Regions from separate parts of the Mus musculus genome. Here region 1 is linked to region 2. Evidence: chromatin contacts called from ENCODE POLR2A ChIA-PET data. All regions are on one chromosome and are shown on one strand. Each heading gives the region's core, a stretch centred on a gene start or an enhancer-like site at or near the end of the contact. The rest is flanking DNA. Distances are from core to core; before and after follow the strand shown.

What was found. ChIA-PET counts read pairs that join two places held with the same protein, here RNA polymerase II (POLR2A).
Region 1: POLR2A ChIA-PET joins it to region 2 with 10 read pairs in embryonic stem cell. The contact joins the promoter of B4galnt2 here to the promoter of Atp5g1 in region 2. POLR2A ChIA-PET finds 5 or more read pairs at or near these places in 2 of 5 experiments (Patski and embryonic stem cell).

What each region holds. Positions count from the first base shown.
Region 1 is chr11:95,913,341-95,918,505 of GRCm38, reverse strand. B4galnt2 (beta-1,4-N-acetyl-galactosaminyl transferase 2) reads left to right here and starts at 3,635. Exons shown (of 11, transcript NM_008081.3): 1 at 3,635-3,686. The coding sequence starts at 3,676.
Region 2 is chr11:96,073,407-96,079,286 of GRCm38, reverse strand. Atp5g1 (ATP synthase, H+ transporting, mitochondrial F0 complex, subunit C1 (subunit 9)) reads left to right here and starts at 3,656. Exons shown (of 5, transcript NM_001161419.1): 1 at 3,656-3,730; 2 at 4,254-4,300; 3 at 5,248-5,325; 4 at 5,586-5,764. The coding sequence starts at 4,262.

The sequences.
Region 1 (5,165 bases), core at 2,386-4,885, 160 kb after region 2:
ATCAAAAGCAGGAATTCTACCAGCAGGATTCCAGTATTGTAGAGGTCCTGGAGGACATAAGGAGGAGATAGAGTGGGCAGCCCCCGAGGGAGATGAGGAAGCGCCAGGAAGGAGCTGAGAACATGTGGTCCTTGTGACAGTTTCAACTTGGAGCATTCCCAAGTAGATCAAGAGACTTGTCAGAGAGAAATATCCCAAGTTAAAGATGAGGAAAGGCAGGCTGGAGAGATGGCTCAGTGGTTAAGAGCACTGTCTGCTCTTCAAAAAGTTGTGAGTTCAAATCCCAGCAACCACATGACTATCTGTAATGAGATCTGATGCCTTCTTCCAGGGTGTCTGAAGACAGACAGCTTCGGCAAGTGGGTGGGGCAAAAAGAAAAAGTGTCTGAAGATAGTTACAGTGCACTTACTTTTTTGTTTGTTTGGTTTTTTTTCAAGACAGGGTTTCTCTGTATAGCCCTGGCCTTGAACTCAGAAATCCGCCTGCCTCTGCCTCCCGAGTGCTGGGGTTAAAGGCGTGTGCCACCACACCTGGCTTTTTTTTTTTAAAGATTTATTTATTATTATATCTAAGTACACTGTAGCTATCTTCAGACACACCAGAAGAGGGCGTCAGATCTCATTACAGATGGCTGTGAGTCACCATGTGGTTGTTGGGATTTGAATTCAGGACCTTTGGAAGAGCAGTCGGTGCTCTTAACCACTGAGCCATCTCTCCAGCCCCCTACAGTGCACTTACATATAATAAAAAAATAAATAGGCATCCTTTTCCAAGTGACTGGGGCCCAGGAGGGCGAAGGAGCTTCCTGGCACACCTGTATGGTTTTTATAGTAACAGTAGGCTCCTTTGAGACAAAGTAGGCAGCTTCAGGGTGACACTTACCCAGCAGATGAGGAGAGAGCAGGTGGAGGGAGAGTAAACCTTTCCAAGTGATGAACTCCCAGGAGGGCATAGCAGTTTCCAAGAGCCAGAGAGACTGAGAGATGCCCTCACAGTGGAGATGAAGAGCAGGAGGGCAAGAAGTGGTTGAAGAGGCAGACCCCAGAATTTGGAGGCAAATATGGTGGGTGACAGAAGCCAGCAGAAACAAATGAACCATAGGTCCATATACACCTTACTGAAATAAAGTCAGCAGCTTGGTTCAGTTAGGAAGCCAGGCCCCTTGAAAAGGGGTTTATTTATGCCCCACTGAGAGGTTTCAGCATCGGATGTATAAAGTGAGGGCGTGGCCACCCCAAGGTATGGTTGAGGGCATGGTTTCTATTGTAGATGTGAGGGAGACTACAGTCAGAGGCATCTGGAAGAGTCTAGAGCATAGAGACTAAGTAGTTTAGTCGATTGAATGTGGCTAGCAGACTGAACTTGGCCATGGGAAGGCAGGGAGGGAAGCAACCCTCGGAGAGGAGCAGAAGAGAGGGGACGGAGAGGAGAAGACAAAGGAGAGCAATCAAGAGTGCACAGCTGACCTGTCTAGGAAAACAAGAAAGAAAGAAAGAAAGAAAGAAAGAAAGAAAGAAAGAAAGAAAGAAAGAAAGAAAGAGAGAGAGAAAGAGAGAGAGAAAGAGAGAGAGAGAAAGAAAGACAGACAGAAAGACAGAAAGAAAGAAAGAAAGAAAGAAAGAAAGAAAGAAAGAAAGAAAGAAAGAAAGAAAAGAAAGAGCGAGCACGCAGCTGAAATGGAAGGGTTTTAAGGGAAGGAGAAAGTGAGGAAGGGACCAGCATGGGCTGGGAACAGTTAGGGTAGGGAGTGGGGTGGGAAAAGCAGCCACAGGCAGTTGTGAAACTGAGGAAGTCTGCATGCAGGTCAGCATCCACTTTGGCATACTACTAAATACCACAAATAGTCTTGTCCTGACCTGACAGGCGCCATATCACTACCCAGAAAGCTGAATTCATATCCACCATGAAAAGAAAAGGGGCTCTCTGACGCCCACCAGCCCGTCTGGCTTCTGCTTCTCTCTCCCCAGCCCTCTCTCCGAGTGTTTACCCCCTCCCCCGCCTCTTTCTCTGTCTCTCTTTATCTCTTTTTCTGCTTCTACTTCATTCTCAACCCCCTTTCCATCCCCACCTCAAAAAAAAAGCAAAAAACAAAAAACAAAAAAAGAAAGAAAAAAAAGAAAGAAAGAAAAGAAAAGAAAAGGAAAGGAAAGGAAAGAAAAGAAAAGAAAAGAAAAGAAAAGAAAAGAGGGAGATCAGACTTATGATGGAGTTGGAAAAAATGGCTTTATTCTTTCTTTTGAGTTTCTTGTATATTCTATGGCAATCCTGTCAGGTGTACAGCGGGCAAAGATCCTCCCTCCCCCACGCTGCATTCTACGAGTTATATATTCATCTAACTGGTGTGTAACTAAGGGTGACCCTGGATTCTGATCCTCCTGCCTCAGTGACTATATCTTTCTTACCCGGTTGGATATTTAGGATTACTTTGTTTTTAGCCGTACTTCCTTTCTGGGACACGGCAAGGTATACTATGTGTAAGCAGACGATTGCACACCGTCCTCTGCATACCTGAAACTAGCCGCATGCACGCAGTTTGGCAGGATCAGAACAACAGTAGGATCCCATTCTCGTCTCAACGGAGAAGAGCCCCCCCCCCCCGAAAACCACCCCCAACACCTTTCGAAAAGGGTTTCACAAACACAAATGCGGAACGATTTCGAGTGAAATTCGCTTTTTTCCTACGTCCAAGCAAAAAGGCATTATGTGGTCCGATAGGTCATTGTAAGAGAGATTGGGCTACGGATGCGGCTTTGTTTTCCTGTCACGACAATTTGCGGTAGAGTGTTAGGGGAAAGGTAAGGACAAAGGCTGAATTTGAGGGAACTGAAATTTGAGCTGTAGAAGGGCCCGAGATGATAGGGAGAGCTAGGAGTGGACTACGAAACTGTGTTTCTTTCTAGGGTGGACAGAAAAGCTTGATGACCCGGGGAGGCTGAGAAAGAGAATTAATTTGGAAAGAAGCGCAGGGGCCGGGTTGCGGGTTGCAGGTTGCAGCGAGCGCCCAGGTTATCCAGGCCGTGCTAGGACACGCCTTGAAGCCCGGAGGACCGCTCTGGAGCGAGAGCAGATAGAGCGGAAAGCCATTTGCCCGGATGAGGAAAGCGGTGGCACGGGATCGTACTTTCTCCAGCTTCACCTAGTTCATCCTGAAGTTTGGGTAAAACCCTGAATCCTCTCTATCTCCCTCTAAAAGACCTGCCCACCAAAGAAATGGGGGTGAGCAGAGATGGCTTGCATTTTTAGCCCCGAACCCAAAGGACATAAAATACACCAAAGTGGGTTGAGACGCTGCTTACTGTCTGATTATCCCCAACTTGCCTAGATTTCTTCACCTGAAAATCAAGCCACAGAACTGTCGTCGGGGCTGTTATAGTTTATACAAGTAAATAAAGCGTTAGAACCTGACTGTAACTCTTCTAGTAGGAAAAGCCTGGGCGTTGGTCACCGGAGGGATCATGTACCGGGACATAGGCTCCTGGCGCCGCACAGCCACAGTGGACCAACTTAAATAGTGTCAAAACCGTTGGAACACATCCTGGACGCGAGGCAAGGTCCAGCGCCTGGGCGGGGGTTGTGCGAGGTAGGCGGGCGCGGTCCCTGGGACTCGCAGCTCATTCCTGCTCGCGTCCAGACCTGCGGTAGGCAGTCTGCAGAAGTGGCTGGAGCGAGCTGCGATGACTTCCAGGTAGTGAGTGTCCCTGGGCCGGAGGAACGTGGGCACGCGGAGTTGGGGAGGAACAGGTGTAACGGCGGCAGCCAGCAGTGCTCAGACAGCAGGCAGCCGGCTGGTGGAGCCCGGGGAGTCTTCGCGTGGGTGACAAGGATCTCCCGGCACAGTGCGTGCCTTCCTGGCTAGACATCCCGCTCCTCTCTCCCGTCTCAGACGCTGCGCCGGCTCAAACCCGGAACCGGTTTTCCCATGGGAAAATCCGACTTGGAGGTTGATCTCCAGGGGGTGGGGGGCAAGTCCGAGCGTGGGGTCGTGTCTTGGGGGTGCCGGGTGCGCTGAACGGGGATCAGGCGCCTACCTGACTGAGTCTGGTACCCAGCTGTAGGATGTGGGTTTAGGCAAGTGTAAGAGCCTGGATCCCTGAGTCCTTTCCAGAGAGTTTTATAGCAGCCCTCACAGAGCCAATGGGTTTCAGAAGGTTGCATCAGGAGTAAGAGGCTCAGCTGTACCTCAATGCACCGCACAACACCGTGGAACGCTGAAGAGGCTGAACTTAGGCGTGTTCGATTAAGTTTTACAAAACACTCAGAAGGATCAGAAACGAGTTGTGTGAGTTAGAAATCATTTTGGTGTGTTACACACACCTCCTCAAAGTTTCTCTCTCTCTCTCTCTCTCTCTCTCTCTCTCTCTCTCTCTCTCTCTCTCTCTCTTTCTCTCTCTTTTTTCAAAAGCAAATGCAGTTAAAGGGAGGGGCATGTAGCTCTGATGGTGAAGTGCTTGCCTGACACTCAGAGGCCAGTCACTACTACTAAACTACCTGGAAGGCAGAGGGCCACAATTCTGAGGCCAGATGGACATCCGATCTGATCTCAAAACTTTCAAAGGGGCTGAGGAAGTTCCTCAGTGGTATACGGTTTGCAGACTCTGCACCAGGACCAGGTTTGGGGGGGGGGGGGTTGTTTGTTTGTTTTTAAAGCACACATTTGTTCCACAAAGGATTTAGGGAGAGAGTGGAGGAAGGCAGATATTGGGAGTCTGCTGTGCATTGCTAAGGAAGGGCTTCAGGAATCCCAGAGTCCTTCAATATTCTTTCTAGCTTCCTGCTTCCTGCATGTGGGAGGAGATAGGAGCTGGGACTTCTGTTTCATAGACTCAGTCAACTTGAATGATGCTAATGAACACAAGGCTGGCACATTTTGGGCCAGACTTTGTTTTTCCTTCACTTATAAAGAGCTAGAATTGTACCCTTAGATCTACGATTTTCATCTCTGAAGTCTGCTATTTTCCTGTTTTGACTATACAGTGCTGGCCAGTGTGGCCTTGGGGAAACATCTCTTCCAACTTCTGACTTTCTATTTCTGAAATGGGACAGTTTCCCTCAAAAACAAACAAACAAATAAACAAACAAAACCCACACAAAACCAACCAAACAAACAAACAAAGCCAAACACTTCCCCAAATAAAACAAAAACCCAAGAAGAGATTAGTGTCCT
Region 2 (5,880 bases), core at 2,407-4,906:
AATTGTTTTCATGTTTTGTTACATTTACTAATTTATTGTGTTCTAGCTGAGTGGGGGGGGGGGGTGAGGAAGGATGGGAGCCAGTAAGCAAAGGACGACTTGTTGTGGTCCCGTTCTCATTCCACCATGTGGGTCCTGGGAATGGAACTTAGGTTGTAGACCTTGGTGGTCAGGTCCTTTACCTGCAGAGGTCTCAGGAGCCCAGTTTTTAATTATGTATGTGGGTGGGGGTGGGGGTGGGGCAGAGTATGTGCATGTGCCCTTTGGTGTCCAGAAGAGGGTATGGGGGTCCCCTAGAACTCCAGTTACAAGTTGCTGTGAGCCACCCTATTATGCTGGGAACCAAACTCTGGTCCTCTAGTGTCCTAAACCCCGTGTCATCTCTCCAGCCCTGAAAGTTTTCTCCATAGAATCACACCTGTAATCCCAGCCCTGGGAACACAGAGGCAGCAGGATCACTCTGACTTCAACCACAGCTTAATCTGCATAGCAAGGTCCTAGCCAGCCGGGGTTACATAGCAACATAGCAATATCTCATCTCAGAAAGAAAGAGAAAAAAATAAAGAATAAATGAAAATATTCTTAAACTGGGCATGATGGTGCATGCCTGTAATTCCAGAACTTGGAGGTTGGAGACAGGAGGATTAAGATTTCAACCAGAACCTGGATAGAATTGAAAGCCACCCTAGGCTATGTGAGACCCCGTTCAAAAAAGAAAAAGAGAAAGAAAGAAAAAGAAAAAAAAATCCTCGTGATTTTATCTCATGTTTATTCTTGCTTATTTTTAAAGATTTCAGGGGCTGGCAAGATGGCTCAGTGGTTAAGAGCACCGACTGCTCTTCTGAAGGTCCCGAGTTCAAATCCCAGCAACCACATGGTGGATCACAACCATCCGTAACAAAACCTGATGCCAGCTTCTGGAGTATCTGAGGACAGCTACAGTGTACTTACATATAATAAATAAATAAATCTTTAAAGATTTCAGTAAGAGTAAGTATGTATGGTTGTGCATCTACATGTGGACATGTGTGCCTGAGTGTGGGTGTCTGCAGAAGGCATAGTCTTGGGTGCTCTAGAGGTGGAGATGGTGTTACAAAGGGCTGCGAGCTGCCTGACGTGGTTGCTGGAAACCACACTTCTGTCCTCTGGAAGAGCAGCAAGTGTTCTTAACCGCTGGCCAAGCCATCTCTCCAGTTCCTGTTTCTGCTTATTTTTATAAATGGACTACAATGCCTGTCTTATTTAGGGCCAATAAGATGGGTCAGAGCAATCACCTTACAAGCTAGACGGCAATCCCTGGAACCTACAGTGGAAGGGGCGAACTGAAAATTGGCCTCTGATTGCCACGCTGGCACTTTCAAATACAGTACCAAACTAAAATAAAATAAATTAGGGCTGAAGAGATGGCTCATCAGTTAAGAGCACTGCCTGTTCTTCCATAGGACTTGACTTTGAGATTCAGCACCTACAAGGTGACGCACAAATATCTCTTACTCCAGTACCATGGAAGTTAATGCCCTCTTTTGGCCTCTGAGGGCATCAGGCACATTTGTGGGATACATTCAGGCAAAAAACCTATATACCTTTAAATTTATGGTTTTTTAAAAAAGATTTATTTATTTATTTGTTTGTTTGTTTGTTTATTATATGTGTGTACACTGTAGCTGTCTTCAGACACTCCAGAAGAGGGCATCAAATTTTTGTTATGGATGGTTGTGAGCCACCATGTGCTTGCTGGGATTTGAACTCAGGACCTTTGAAAGAGCAGTCGGCGCTCTTAACCGCTGAGCCATCTCACCAGCCCTAAATTTATGTTTACATATAAATATTTATGTTTATATATAAATATATATTGTTTATTTAAGCATTTACTATCAGAGTGACATTTAGTTTTCTCATTTAGTAAGCTCTGCACAGAGCATGGTGGCAAACACCTTTAACCCTAACAATTGGGAGACTGGGAGATCTCTTTGAGTTCCAGGACAGTCAGGGCTTCAAAGAGGGACCCTGTCTCAAAAAAGCAGAAGCAACGACACAGGTCTTTAATGTTCATTCTTTTTGTTTGTTTGTGTTTTGTTTTTTGAGACAGGGTTTCTCTGTGTAGCCCCTGGCTGTCCTGGAATTCACTTTGTAGACCAGCCTGGCCTTGAACTCAGAAATCCACCTACCTCTGCCTCCCAAGTGCTGGGACTACAGGCGTGTGCCACCACTGCCCGGCATTCATTCTGTTTTTATCAGAACCTTTGCAGGACATTATTTATTTAGTGCAGGTTCCTAGAAGTGTTAATACTGACTCAAGGAGGGTGGAGCATTTAAAGGTCCTCAGTTACTCAAGAATTACTGGGTCAAAGAGGATGGCTCATTCATAGCATTTCAAATAAAAAGTATTGCCAAACTGCTTTCCAGGAAGGTTTTCTAATTCACTAGTGAATGGTTACTGCAGTCCTGTTTTTCTGTCCCTACCCTTTGTGCTTGTGTGCATACACATGTGGTTTTGTTTGTTTCTTTGTTGTTGCTGGTTTTTTGAGACAGGGTTTCCTCTATATAGCCCTGGCTGTCCTGGAACTCACTTTGTAGACCAGGCTGGTCTCGAACTCAGAAATCTGCCTGCATCTGCCTCCCAAGTGCTGGGATTAAAGGTGTGCGCCACCACTGGCCGGCATTGTTTTGTCGTTTTAAGCCAGGTTTTGCTACTTACTCCAGACTGGCCTGGAGCAAGTGCTCCGTCTTCCTGCCTTAGCCTTCCGATGTCTGAAATTACAAGCATGCACCACCTGAATTCTTTGCACGCTTCATCCTACCAATTATTATTTTCGTTTTAGAGTTCTCCCCACTCCCAATACAATTGTCTAGCCCTACCTTGTTTTTTTTACCTAAACTCAAGAAGCTTAGTCTGGCCTTGAACTCCTGACTTTCCTGTCTCCTAAGCACCTGCCAAGTGCTAAAATTTCGGGTACGAAATAGCAAGCCTGGTTTTAATTGTATTTTGTTGAGTTTTTTTTTTCCACCATTCAACTTGTGAGTCCATGTTGACTGACTACTGACAGACCCACAAGAGCACGCTCACTACTTAGAAGTTTTCCAGCCTGCCTTAATACTTGGACGAAAATGGGGGTTTTTACAAATCACGATGGTGGAAGGTACTGTAAAGGCGTCGGCTCTCCTTGCCAGGAAGCAACATCTCGCGGGATGTCGGTGGTCCTTGAGTCCTTGGACAGGACTACAAGGCCCAACATGCAATGCGCCCCAAGGTCCAAGCGGCCGAATGAAGGCCTGGAGCCCTTATCACGTGTCAGCTTGCGTCAAGCGGCCGGTTGTCACTCCCACGCTTTTTTCTTCCGCTTGCACCTTGGTCGCCATTTTGTGTTGAAGGTTGTAGAACCTCTGAGTCTCGTCGACTCTATGGTCAAGCATTTCGGGATTCGACCAATCGTAACCCCGAACTCGGAAAAAGAACCCGCCTTTATCCGCAAGGAGGCGGGAATTGCCACGAAGCTCCTGTGGAGAGAGAGGAAGAAGCTGAAGAAGACCAATAAGAAGGATGGAGTTGATGACGCCAGCCAATTGGAACGTGGAGAGATAACGACCAATGGGAGTGAAGGGACTCCGAACACGTGGGTGGGGGAGCTGAGCGCTCAGACCAAGGGCTAAAGCTGGGAGGTGAGTCAGTCACCTTGAGCAGGGAGTGTGCTGTGGGCCGAGCAGGGGCTGCAGGGGAGTGGGAGTGCAGGTGACTTGGGGCTGGGAGACAGGGGTCCGCAAGGCCGTGGGTTGTGCCACGTGGAGCACCATTTGCCTCCAGGGATAGGGAAGGAGGACTAGAGTCTTTAAGCCTTATCAATTAATGTTAATTACCAACGGTAATGAGCGATAAACGGCCGCTGGGGAGAGTAGGGGACAGCAGTGTAACTTGGGCAGGATCCTGCACGACGTCTGCCAGTTTCTGCCTCCGGTCTTCCCGGGAGACCATTCCTTTTCGCAACATTTCCCTCTTGGGGCCTGAGCCACCTCCTTTTATTTCCGATCTCGGTTGCTGTCCTTCTGCAGACCCGCTGCGCAGAGAGTGGTTGACCCCGGAATCTGCTCTGTCCTTCTGACCTCTAATGCCCTCCTTAGCTGGGGTATAGGAAGAGGGTTGGGGGGAACGATTGGAGGTGGATGGGGACAACAGGAGGTTGCCAGTATAAGCAGACACCCGGGCTTTCATAGGAATTACGGTTTTTTTTTTTTTTCTTTTCTCCCCCTTCTTGCAGATTGAAAAATGCAGACCACCAAGGCACTGCTCATTTCTCCAGCTCTGGTAAGCGGAAGCTCCGGGTTTCCCTATAGTGCCGGGTATGGTATGGGAGCAATCATGTTTAATGAATGGACTAAGAGGGGCTGGCGTTCCGTGATGATGATGATGGCTATTGGCGGAGGGTATAGGAGCTGTTGCAGGTAACCTATGTTTATTCAGGCCTGTAAACCAAGCCGTCGTGGCTTTCTGAGCGTCCTCAGATAAGCTAGAGCTGACCTTTTATTACAGTCCTGGGTTGGCTGTAGCCAGACAGCCGGAAAACAGTTTTTCTCAACCTCGGCTGCGTGTTCAGTTCATCTGGAAAGCCTAATGCTTCTACTGCCCAGACTGCTCCTCAGACCAATTGCATCAGACTGAGAATGAAGGTGGAACCCCTAAGCAATTTTGGTAGAATGCCCCAGGTGATGCCAATGTTCTGCCAAGCCTGAGAGTCATTGTACTGAATAATGTGTCAAGCAATCCGTGTCACTGGGAGCTTTCCTAAGATGGCTGTTCTGGGAGTCAAACCAGGCTTCCTGGCCCGCTGCCTGAAGGATATATGTTGCTGTGAATGCATCTTAGTAAATCTCTCCCCTTGATTGCCTTTTGTTACCTCAACAACTGACTGGATGTTTGGGTCTTACTCTATTCTGGGAAACTGATTAGGTCTGTGCCCTTGGAAATGGACTTTGGTATCCGGTTTGGTTTGGGTTTGGTTCTGAGGATTGACCCCCGGGTCTTGTGAGTGCTCCCCAGCCTAGTGCATTATATCAAATGGTGATTGCTGCCACCCTGGGCTCCCACAGACTATCAGCATAGCTGTCTCCGATGTAGACGGACCTGAGAAAATAAGTTAATTGACCTTGAAATTGATTGGACTGATTGTGACAAACTCCTGTCACTTAGGTTGGGTTTGGGGTTTTGGTTTGTTTTTGTCTGATTTGGAGCAATATATCTTTCTGACTTTACAGATTCGCTCCTGTACCAGGGGTCTAATCAGGCCTGTGTCTGCCTCCCTCCTGAGCAGACCAGAGGCCCCATCTAAGCAGGTAAGGAAGTCAGGCCCCTCAGGATATCCCTCCAGTCAGCTGAGGTGCTTTTAGGAGAATTAAAGGATCTACGACACCCTTGCAATTCCAAGTCTCAAATGACAGTCAGAGATGTGACTAGCCCTGTGTGCTGACATTGTCCCTGCACACAGAGCACTCTGCCCTTTGAGGCTGGGTGCCAGCTGCTTCTTAGCTCAGGTGGATGGGGTGAGCATGGCGGCTCCTCACTCCCCCTGACTGCCTCCCTCCCTTCCTTCCAGCCTTCCTGCAGCAGCTCCCCTCTCCAGGTGGCCCGACGGGAATTCCAGACCAGTGTCATTTCCCGGGACATCGACACAGCAGCCAAGTTCATTGGTGCTGGGGCCGCCACAGTTGGTGTGGCTGGATCAGGAGCTGGCATTGGCACAGTGTTTGGTAGCTTGATTATTGGCTATGCCAGGTAAGTTCGGGGCTGCCTGTGTTGTTGCTCCACTCCACTTGGGGCAGAGTCTTAGCAAGTGGGAGTCTCCAAGTTGATGTTCTTTAACCTCCTGTCTCTCCAGTGACCTAAGTCAG